2 separate regions of the Homo sapiens genome follow, and region 2 is linked to region 1. A link is a loop called in an ENCODE intact Hi-C map of the cell type or tissue named here. Cell type or tissue: mammary epithelial cell. All regions are shown on one strand.

Region 1 (5,000 bases):
TTCAGTTACATTATCATTTGTTGATTTTTTTTTTTGCCCTAATAAATAGCCCAAATACCATGAGTAATTACTTTCACAAGTAAGGAAGTATATTTTATTTAACGCTTTCTTGGGAGTATAACTATATTTAAAAACTTATTCAGACCACAGATTGCCCATCAAGATGCCAAGGGATTACTTAAAACAGTCTCTAAAGCTACATAATACACACACATACTGATGTGTACTGAGGAACACAAGACTCCTTTTTCTGTTTCCATGAAGACAGGACTACTTAACTGAAGGCCCCCAAACAATGTACTTCTTAAAAGATGAAGCAGCAAACCCCAAATTTCAAAACTTTTCTAGAACTTTCAGCCAGAGATAATTAACTAGGCAGCTAAACCTGACTAAGTGACTTGGTGGAGGATGACTACCAGACATTTAGTATCTTTTTCTCTTTTTTTCTGATTTCTGTGGCTGTTCCACTTCAACTCTATTCAGATGTGGAGCCCTTCTCTTGAGCAGGCTCTGCAGCACATAAGAAATGCAACAGCAAAGACCAGTGGGAGATAAAAGTGACCACTGGCAAGATGTTCCTGCTGTTTCATCAACACCTCAGATACTGCCTGGGAACCTGTTAAGGTCTTTCATTCCCTTGCCCCATAGCAGATTATGGTGGATCCCAGAAGAGCTGCCGTCTTTTCTGCAAATCATGAATAGGGTCCAAAACCTTTGTATCAAATTATTAAAGAGAAGAAAAACAGGGTCAGCTGTCAAGTACTCCACTTGCTGGAGAAGGCAGGGATGTGTATGTGTACCTCCAAGCTGATAAAGCAAATTCAAACCCCTATAGATAGTTGCCATGTAATAATGTAATTTGAAATACTATTCAGGACTAGAATAAACAAAATATTTGTTCTTTGAAGTATCTTGGGCATGCTGACACAAGAGGCAAAGTAACTGAAAATATCTGAATTTCAGATAGGTCACTACCAGCTATCAGGAATCTCTTTACAGATCAGCAGACTTCTAGCTCAAATGTTACCTCTGGCTAGAAAATGGACGCATCTGAAAAGAAAAAAAAACCTTGAGATTATCTGGAGCCAAGGACACTGAAAGCTTTCAAGATTACCAACAGAACTGAAAGGTTTCTTTGTAACACAAATTTCCATTTTCATAAAATTTGTATCAGTCAGCACAAAAACTTACGCAGAGTATGGTGAAAGAACACACACTCTAGAATCAGACCTACATGAGTTTGAGTTCTAGCTCTGCAATTTACCAGCTATATAATCTCCTCAGCGAAGTCGCCAAAGAATATTGGAGGTTAGTATTGTTCTGTGCAATCGGCATAACATTATCTTTAGCATAGGGTAGCTGTGAGGATCTCCAGTGCCTGAATATAATCGACGTTAGCTCTGTTTGCTCCAACAAACTGTACACAATGTGGTATCTATAACTGAGGGGAAGACTCCATCAAATAAACATATGGATGAAAATTCAGGGTGACTGAATGCAGATTATGTTCTTTCAGATGTGAAGATGAAAATCACATATTTAATATTTACCTTCACTGAAGTCTTTCCCTTGATTAAGCCAGTTGTAAGCAAGTGGGGGCGGGGGCTGTCCCTACGGTTGTAAAGATTCATATCACACACTGACTAAAAAGCATGTATATGTATGTGCCTGTATTCTTCCGGTGTTCATAAAACACACCATCACAAAACTTACCATGGGTGATGAGGCCCTTTATAATTTAACACTGTGCAAAATTAAACTCTCATCTCAAAAAACCCTTTCTTCTTCCACGTGTTCTTGTATACTACTGCAAATCATTACTAAAGCAAAGAAAAAAGTAAATTCTCTTATCCTTTCAAAATGAAAAAGTGCGCAAAGAAAGCTCAGTTTGCCAAACTGTTCCCTTTTCTCATTCATTCTTGTTCTTTTAGAAACCAGAAGTAAATATACTGTATGCCAAAATGACTGCCTGATTGACAAACGTCACTGAAGAAACACATCGAACTGACAAGCCCGGTCTGGACCAAAGGTGGCAAGTTTTCTTAAATAATTTAAATAAGTTACATTTCAGTAGAAACAGAAGGATTTACACTTTAACACATTAACAAACTTTGGATCTTTTTATGCAGCTTACTTTATGCCTCACCTGTCCCTCACCCTTCAAATCCTGCTTTTACGCACTTTATGAGCTGGCACACGGTAGTAAACTACAGAACTCCAACTGGGAATAACTCTAATCTGTTGTTGGACCTCAGAGGACTGCTTGTGCGATCTTTAAAGGAAAGCAGTGTTTTCTCCTTACTCAACACCTACCAACAGTCATCTGGAAACCTCCTCTCCAACAATTCTTACTATACTGCTACTAACCTTCACATCTCTCAACACCCTCAACGGCCCCCACGCTGGTGCTGCTAGTCCTCATCCTCAAACACCTTCCTGGGGGCTTAAAGCCGGTCCACAGAGGCTCACTCTCCGCAATGCCTAGGGTCCGGCGAGGAAGGGCATCGTCCCCTCCGTTTGGGGGACCAAGGCCAATCAAGTCGACACCCCACCCCAGCCACTCCCTCTCCCCTCGGCCTCTCGGGGCGTCTGGGGCGGGCGCGGACGCGCCAGGCCCTGCGCAAACCTCCGGCAGCCCCGCAGTTCCCGCTGTCAGCCGCAGTCCCGGGCCGGGGTGAGTCCCCGGGACGCCGCAGTTGCGCACACGCCCACCGTCTCAGGCACAGGGTCACTGGGACGATCCCGGGGGCGCCCCCGACGTCCCTGCTCGGGCAGGTGCCGGGCCTCCCCGCGGACACTCACCAGGCGGCTGCTGCTCTCTGGCCGCCGCCGCCGCCGCCTCGCCCTCACGCCCGTCGCCTACTCCCGCGGGGGGTCCGGGCCGGCGCCGCTTCCCCGCCCGAACCCCCAGGGTACGCGCCGTGCAGGGCCGGGATCCGGTGTGAGCCGCCGCCGCCGCCGCCGCCCCCTTTCCTCCCTCCTCCCTCAGTGCGTCCCTCCCACCGAGGCCCGCCTCGTATTTCCTAGATCCGGTCTGAGCGAGAGCTTGGCAAGCAAGCTCTGGCTTCAGGGCTTCCGTCGGGCGCCGTCGCTCGCCAGGCACAAAGATGGCGCCGCCGGGTACTGCCCAGGGCGATCTCGCGAGGCTTCCCCCACAGGAACAGGAGGGCGGGGGCCCAAAGGAAAGGTGATAAGTTAGGGAAGCCTGAGCAAACGCTTCCCATATCGGAAATGGGCAGTACCAGTTACCGAAGAAGTTACTGCGCCTGCGTGCGCGGGTAATGACGCATGCCCGGAACGGCCCCTAAAGTAGGACCTAGTTCTCCAGGTTTTACCTGTTTCCACTAGTGGCGCGGGGCGGGGTAATGAAACCCAGTCAAGAAACCCAGTAAAGGGCTTGGCAGGACCAGGCACCAAGTGAGAGGCGTCCCTTAAGGCTTGGTCATCCCTCAGGAGCCCGAATGGCCAACACACTTTTTGCGTCCCCGGGAGTCTTCTAACCCTTTGCTTGTCCTTATGGGTTTTGTCACCGAGTATTCTGTGCAAAGCCTCAGCTGCACCTTCTTCATCCTGTTATGGGTTCACATTATTAATCAAGAGCTTCTTGCTGTGTGCTTGCAGATGGCCTCACAGTTGGCAGCCACAGTCCTCCTGTTTCCCACATCACCATCTAACTTTCTCTTTCATTTTTAGTGCTACATGAGCCATCTGATACTAATAATTCTTTTTCCTATTTTATTTTTTCTTGCTCATTCATTCAAACGTGTGTTGTTCAGTTTCCTATGTGCCAGCTACTGAGGAAATGCTGTGATCTCAGGGAGCTATTGGTCTGGGATGGAGATGAATGAGAAAAAACAATGACGACACTTTAGCACAGTAAGTTCTATGATAGAAATGAGTACAGAGAGGAGTGACAGATATGGGGGGAGGATATAAAATACATCAAAGAGGAAATTCCTTTTTTTTTTTTTGAGACCGAGTCTCACTCTGTTGCCTAGGCTGGAGTGCAGTGGTGTGATCTCGGCTCACTCCAACCTCAGCCTCCCAGGTTCAAGTGATTCTCGTGCCTCAGCCTCCCGAGTAGCTGCGACTACAGGTGTGTGCCACCATGCCCGGCTGATTAGTTTTGGTAGAGACAGGGTTTCTCCTGTTGACCAGGCTGGTCTTGAACTCCTGACCTCAGGTGATCTGCCCGCCTCGGCCTCCCAAAGTGCTGGGATTACAGGTGGTGAGCCACCGCGCCCAGCCAAAGAGAAAATTCTTGAGCGGTGTCTGACAGGCATAGGATTTAGTCCAGTGAATCACTCAGGGCGATAGCAGGAAACAAACCACCCCAATTATTTCAACCAAGAGAATTTAATATCAAGAATTGATTATTAGGCAACTGATAAGGTCAGAGAGAACTCTTAATGTATCGCAGAGGTAGCAACTGCAGGAAGCAGCTACTATGCCTAGAGCTAGGAGGAGGAAGGGAAGAGGTTGGGATTATTACAATTTAGACGTTTAGAGGAATTGCCTTGTGGAGGTAAAACTCAGACCTCTGAGAAAGGAGCAGCATCTGCTGGTGCTCGTGTCTTTGAGTGGGGCTCAAGACGTTGTCTCTGCAAGTGTGGGGAAACTGCAAAGGATCCAACTGCTGCTATGGGAAGGAAGTTCTCCTGTCCCTCTGGGAGCTTCCAATCTCCCTCTAGCCTGGGGATGAGAATGTGACACCTGGACTGGAGCTGAACTTGACCCACATCCTGAAGTAGAGCAGCTCCAGTGTCAAGAGCCACTCATTTTGGAAGCTGGATGTGGTCAGAAAGGGGGTCATTCACTCCTATCACACACCCCACATACTGGGGCCCATCGTGCTGAAACATTTGTAGAAAACCTGCTTCAAGTTCAGGTTTCGGACCAAGCAGAGCAGCCCCAGCCAACTCACAAACCCATGAGTGAGAAATAAATGCTTATTGTAGCATGGCACTGAGACTTTTCCTTATTACGTGGCAAAAGTGGAC
Region 2 (5,000 bases), 140 kb before region 1:
GTTGTCACAAATGGTAGGATTTCCTTCTTTTTAAAGGCTGAACCATATTGTACCAAAATACTCCTTTATATCACAATTTCATTATCCATTCATCTATCAACAGACATTTGTTTTCATATTTGGCTGTTGTGAATAGTGCTGCAATGAACATGAGATTGCAGCTGTCCCTTCGCCATATTGGTTTCAATTCCTTTTGATATATACCCAGGAGTGCAGAAGTGGGATTCCTGGGTTATATGTTACTTCTTTTTTTGTTTGTTTGTTTTGAGACAGGGTCTTGCTCTGTCGCCCACATTGTAGGGCAGTGGCACAATCACGGCTCACTGTGGCCTTGACCTTCTGGGCTCAAGTGGTCCTCAGCCTCACAAGAGTAGCTGGGACCGCAGGTGCGCCCCACCATGCCTGGCTAACTTTTTAACTTTTTTTAGAGATGGAGTCTCCCGCCGGGTGCAGTGGCTCACGCCTGTAATCCCAGCACTTTGGGAGGTCAAGGTGGGAAGATCACTTGAGGTAAGGAGTTAAAGACCAGCCTGGCCAACATGTTGAAACCCTGTCTCTACTAAAAATACAAAAAAAAAAAAAAAAAAAAAAATTCGCTGGGCGTGGTGGCAGGCCCCTGTAATCCCAAGTACTCAGGAGGCTGAGACAGGAGAATCGATTGAACCCGGGAGGCAGAGGTTGCAGTGAGCAGAGATTGTACTTAAGCCTGGGTGACAAGAGTGAAAACTCTGTCTCAAAAAAAAAAAAAAAAAAAAAAAGAGAGAGAGAGATGGAGTCTCCCTGTGTTGCCCAGGCTGGTCTCGAATTCCTGGCCACAAGAGATCCTCTCACCTCAGCCTTCGAAAGTGCTGTCATTACAAGTGTGAGCCACCGTGCCTTGGCCAGTTCTACTTTTAATTTATTTAGAAACCTCCCTATTGTTTTCCACAGTGGCTGCACTAATCTACCTTCCCATCAACAGTGTATTAGTGTTCCCTTTTCTCTGTACCCTTGTTAACATTTGTAATTTCTTGTGTTTTTTTTTTGATAAAATCCATCCTAACAGATGTGAGATGATCTCATAATTTTGGTTTACATTTCCCTGATAATTAGCATACTGGCTATTTTTATGTCCTCTTGGACAAATGTTTACTGAGGTCCTTTGCCCATTTTTAAACCAGTTTATCTTTTTTTTTTTTTTTTTTTTGCTATTGAGTTAGGTGAGCTCTTTATATATTTTGGTTGATAACCCCTTATTATATGTAGCTTGCAAATATTTTCTCCCAACCTATAAATTGCCTTCTCATTTTGTTAACTGTTTCCTTTGCTGTTCAGAAGCCTTTTTTGTTTGATGTGATCCCACTTCTTTAGTTTTTTTGTTGCCTGTGCTTTTGATGTCATAACCAAAAAAATCATTGCTATGACCCATGTCAAACTCTTTTCCTGTGTGTTGAGTTTTATGGTTTCAGGTTTTATGTTTGGGTTTTTAATACATTTTGGGTTGGGTGGGTTTTTTCATGCGTGTATGGCATAAGGGTCCAGTTTCATTCTTTTACACGTGGATATCCAGTTTTCCTTGTGTTACTTAATGAAAAGACTATTGTTTCCCCATGGTGTCATCTTTGTGCCCTTATCAAAAGTTAGTTGACCATATATTCTGGGTTTACTGCTGGGTGTTTCTATTCTGTTCCATTGATCTATGTGTCTGTTTATGCCAGTGCTATAATGTTTTGGTTACAATAGCTTTGTGTAGTAGATTTTGAAATCAGGTAGTGTGATACCTCCAGCATTGTTCTTTTTGCTCAGGGTTGCTTTGGCTGTTTGGGGTCTTCATGGTTCCCTATGAATTTTATAATTTCTATTTTTGTGAAAAAGACATTGGAATTTTGATAGGAATACAAATTAAAAGCTCAACTCCTTCTATCTAATTCAACGCAAATTGCATTGAATCTATAGATTGTTTTGGGTAGTACAGACATCTTAACTATTTTTCCAATCTGAAAAATATTCTATTTATTTGTGTCTTCAATTTTTTTTCTTTTTGAGGCAGAGTCTTGCTCTGTTTCCCAGGCTGGAAGGTAGTGACACAATCATGACTCACTGAAGCCACCAACTCCTGGGTTTAAGCATTTAAGCAGGTGTGACTACAGGCACGCACCATCACACCTGGCTAGTGGTTTTTATTTAATTTTTTTTTTTTAGAAACAGGTCTTACTATGTTTCCCAGGCTGGTCTCAAACTTCTGGCTTCAAGTGATCCTCCCACGTCAGCCTCCAAAAGTGGTGGGATTACAGGCATGAGCCACCATGCCTGGCCTCTTTCAATGTTTTATAGTTCTCTCTGTACAGACCTTTGACCTTTGGTTTAATATATTCCCAACTATTTTTTAATGCTATTGTAAGTGGGATTGTCTTCTTGATTTCTTTTACAGATAGTTCATTGTTAGTGTATAGAGAATCACTGCTGATTTTTCTTTGTTGTTGAGTTTTTCTTTTTCTTTTTTTTCTTTTTCTTTTTTTTTTTTTTGAGACGACGTCTTGCTCTGTCGCCCAGGCTGGAGTGCAGTGGCACAATCTCAGCTCACTGCAGCCTCCCCTCCCAGGTTCAAGTGATTCTCTTGCCTCAGCTTCCTGAGTAGCTGGGATTACAGGCACACGCCACCACACCTGGCTAATTTTTGTATTTTTAGTAGAGACGGGGTTTCACCATGTTGGTCAGGCTGGTCTCGAACTCTTGACCTCATGATCTGCCCGCCTCTGCCCCCCAAAGTGCTGGGATTACAGGCATGAGCCACCATGCCCAGCCTGTTATTGAGTTTTTAAAAATAAGTACTCTGCAACTTTACCAAACTCATTTATTGGTTCTAACCATTCTTTAGAGTCTTTGGGGTTTTCTATATATAAAATGATGTTGTCTTCAAACAGGGACAATTTAACTTCCTTTCCAATTTGAATGCCTTTTATTTCTTGACTAGGACTTCCAGTCAAGAAAAGTAGAACAGAAGTGACAAGAATGGGCATCATTGTCTTGTTCCTGATTTATTTATTTATTTTACAGAAAAAGCTTTCAACTTTTCCACATTCAGTATGCTAGCTATGGACTTCTCATATATGGTCTTTGTTATGTTGAGGTACATTCCTTCTTTTATATATTGGCAAATTATAGTTGTATATATTTATAGAGTACAAACTGATGGTATGATTTAAAAAAAAATACAATGTGGAATAATTAAGTCAAGCTAACCTACCCATCACCTCAAATTTTTGACGTTTTTTGTGATGAGAACATTTGAGATTTACTCTTAGTGTCAGTGAAATGTTCAGTACTCAGTTGTTAGCTATAATCACCACACTGTGCAGTAGCTCTCAAAAAAAATCAAACTTATTTCTCCTACCTGATTGAGGCTTTTTACCCTTTGACCTCATCTCCCCATTCCGCCAGCCCCCAGCCTCTGGTAACCTGTCCCTCCCCTCCTAGTTCAAAAATTGTCTTCTTGGCTAAATATGTTTAAGTCATTGCCCAGCATATTGTAAAAGTACTAATTATGTATATTCATATATTTAAAATATTCTTGTAAGCATATTTATGCTTACAAACAGGAAAGCACTACTTTCTTTCCAAATAACATTTTAGAAAATTATAATGATGAGGATAGCTATTGGCTAATATACTACCTTCTGTGGTCAAAATTCCAGAGCACTATTTAAAGTACTTCACAAATATTTATCCTGTTTTCTGGTGAGAACATTTAAATCCTCTTTTTTTTTTTAATTTTTATTTATTTTTTATTGATCATTCTTGGGTATTTCTTGCAGAGGGGGATTTGGCAGGGTCATAGGACAATAGTGGAGGGAAGGTCAGCAGATAAACAAGTGAACAAAGGTCTCTGGTTTTCCTAGGCAGAGGACCCTGCGGCCTTCCGCAGTGTTTGTGTCCCTGGGTACTTGAGATTAGGGAGTGGTGATGACTCTTAACGAGCCTGCTGCCTTCAAGCATCTGTTTAACAAAGCACATCTTGCACCGCCCTTAATCCATTTAACCCTGAGTGGACACAGCACATGTTTCAGAGAGCACAGGGTTGGGGGTAAGGTCATAGATCAACAGGATCCCAAGGCAGAAGAATTTTTCTTAGTACAGAACAAAATGAAAAGTCTCCCATGTCTACCTCTTTCTACACAGACATGGCAACCATCCGATTTCTCAATCTTTTCCCCACCTTTCCCCCCTTTCTATTCCACAAAACTGCCATTGTCATCATGGCCCGTTCTCAATGAGCTGTTGAGTACACCTCCCAGACGGGGTGGTGGCCGGGCAGAGGGGCTCCTCACTTCCCAGTAGGGGCGGCCGGGCAGAGGCGCCCCTCACCTCCCGGACGGGGCGGCTGGCTGGGCAGGGGGCTGACCCCCCCCCACCTCCCTCCCGGACGGGGCAGCTGCTGGGTGGAGGGGCTCCTCACTTCTCAGACGGGGCGGCCGGGCAGAGACGCTCCTCACCTCCCAGACGGGGTCGCAGCCGGGCAGAGACGCTCCTCACTTCCTAGATGGGATGGCGGCCGGGCAGAGACGCTCCTCACTTTCCAGACTGGGCAGCCGGGCAGAGGGGCTCCTCACATCCCAGACGATGGGCGGCCAGGCAGAGATGCTCCTCACTTCCTAGACAGGATGGCGGCCGGGCAGAGACGCTCCTCACTTTCCAGACTGGGCAGCCAGGCAGAGGGGCTCCTCACATCCGAGACGATGGGCGGCCAGGCAGAGACGCTCCTCACTTCCCAGACGGGGTGGTGGCTGGGCAGAGGCTGCAATCTCGGCACTTTGGGAGGCCAAGGCAGGCGGCTGGGAGGTGGAGGTTGTAGCGAGCCGAGATCACACCACTGCACCCCAGCCTGGGCACCATTGAGCACTGAGTGAACGAGACTCCGTCTGCAATCCCGGCACCTCGGGAGGCCGAGGCTGGCGGATCACTCGCGGTTAGGAGCTGGAGACCAGCCCAGCCAACACAGCGAAACCCTGTTTCCACTAAAA

The links. A loop is a pair of places that touch in the nucleus more often than their neighbours do. Peaks named below come from ENCODE experiments on the same cell type or tissue, not always from the same donor. Only the 100,000 strongest peaks of a DNase experiment are listed, where the experiment ranks them.
Region 2: a loop joins it to region 1, with 20 times the contacts of the local background. A loop is called at or near these places in 2 of 110 quality-filtered maps.

The regions. Positions count from the first base shown.
Region 1 is chrX:30,886,312-30,891,311 of GRCh38, forward strand. TAB3 (TGF-beta activated kinase 1 (MAP3K7) binding protein 3) reads right to left here and starts at 2,943. Exons shown (of 11, transcript NM_152787.5): 1 at 2,803-2,943. RefSeq lists a silencer at 2,599-2,988 and an enhancer at 3,149-3,318. In mammary epithelial cell, no CTCF peak of the experiment used is centred here; a DNase peak (open chromatin) is centred at 3,100; H3K4me3 peaks cover 2,023 bases; H3K27ac peaks cover 1,903 bases.
Region 2 is chrX:30,749,610-30,754,609 of GRCh38, forward strand. No RefSeq gene overlaps it. Among named protein-coding and RNA genes, the nearest start is that of GK-AS1, 34 kb to the left of the region's middle. RefSeq lists an enhancer at 3,705-4,428. In mammary epithelial cell, no CTCF peak of the experiment used is centred here; a DNase peak (open chromatin) is centred at 2,102.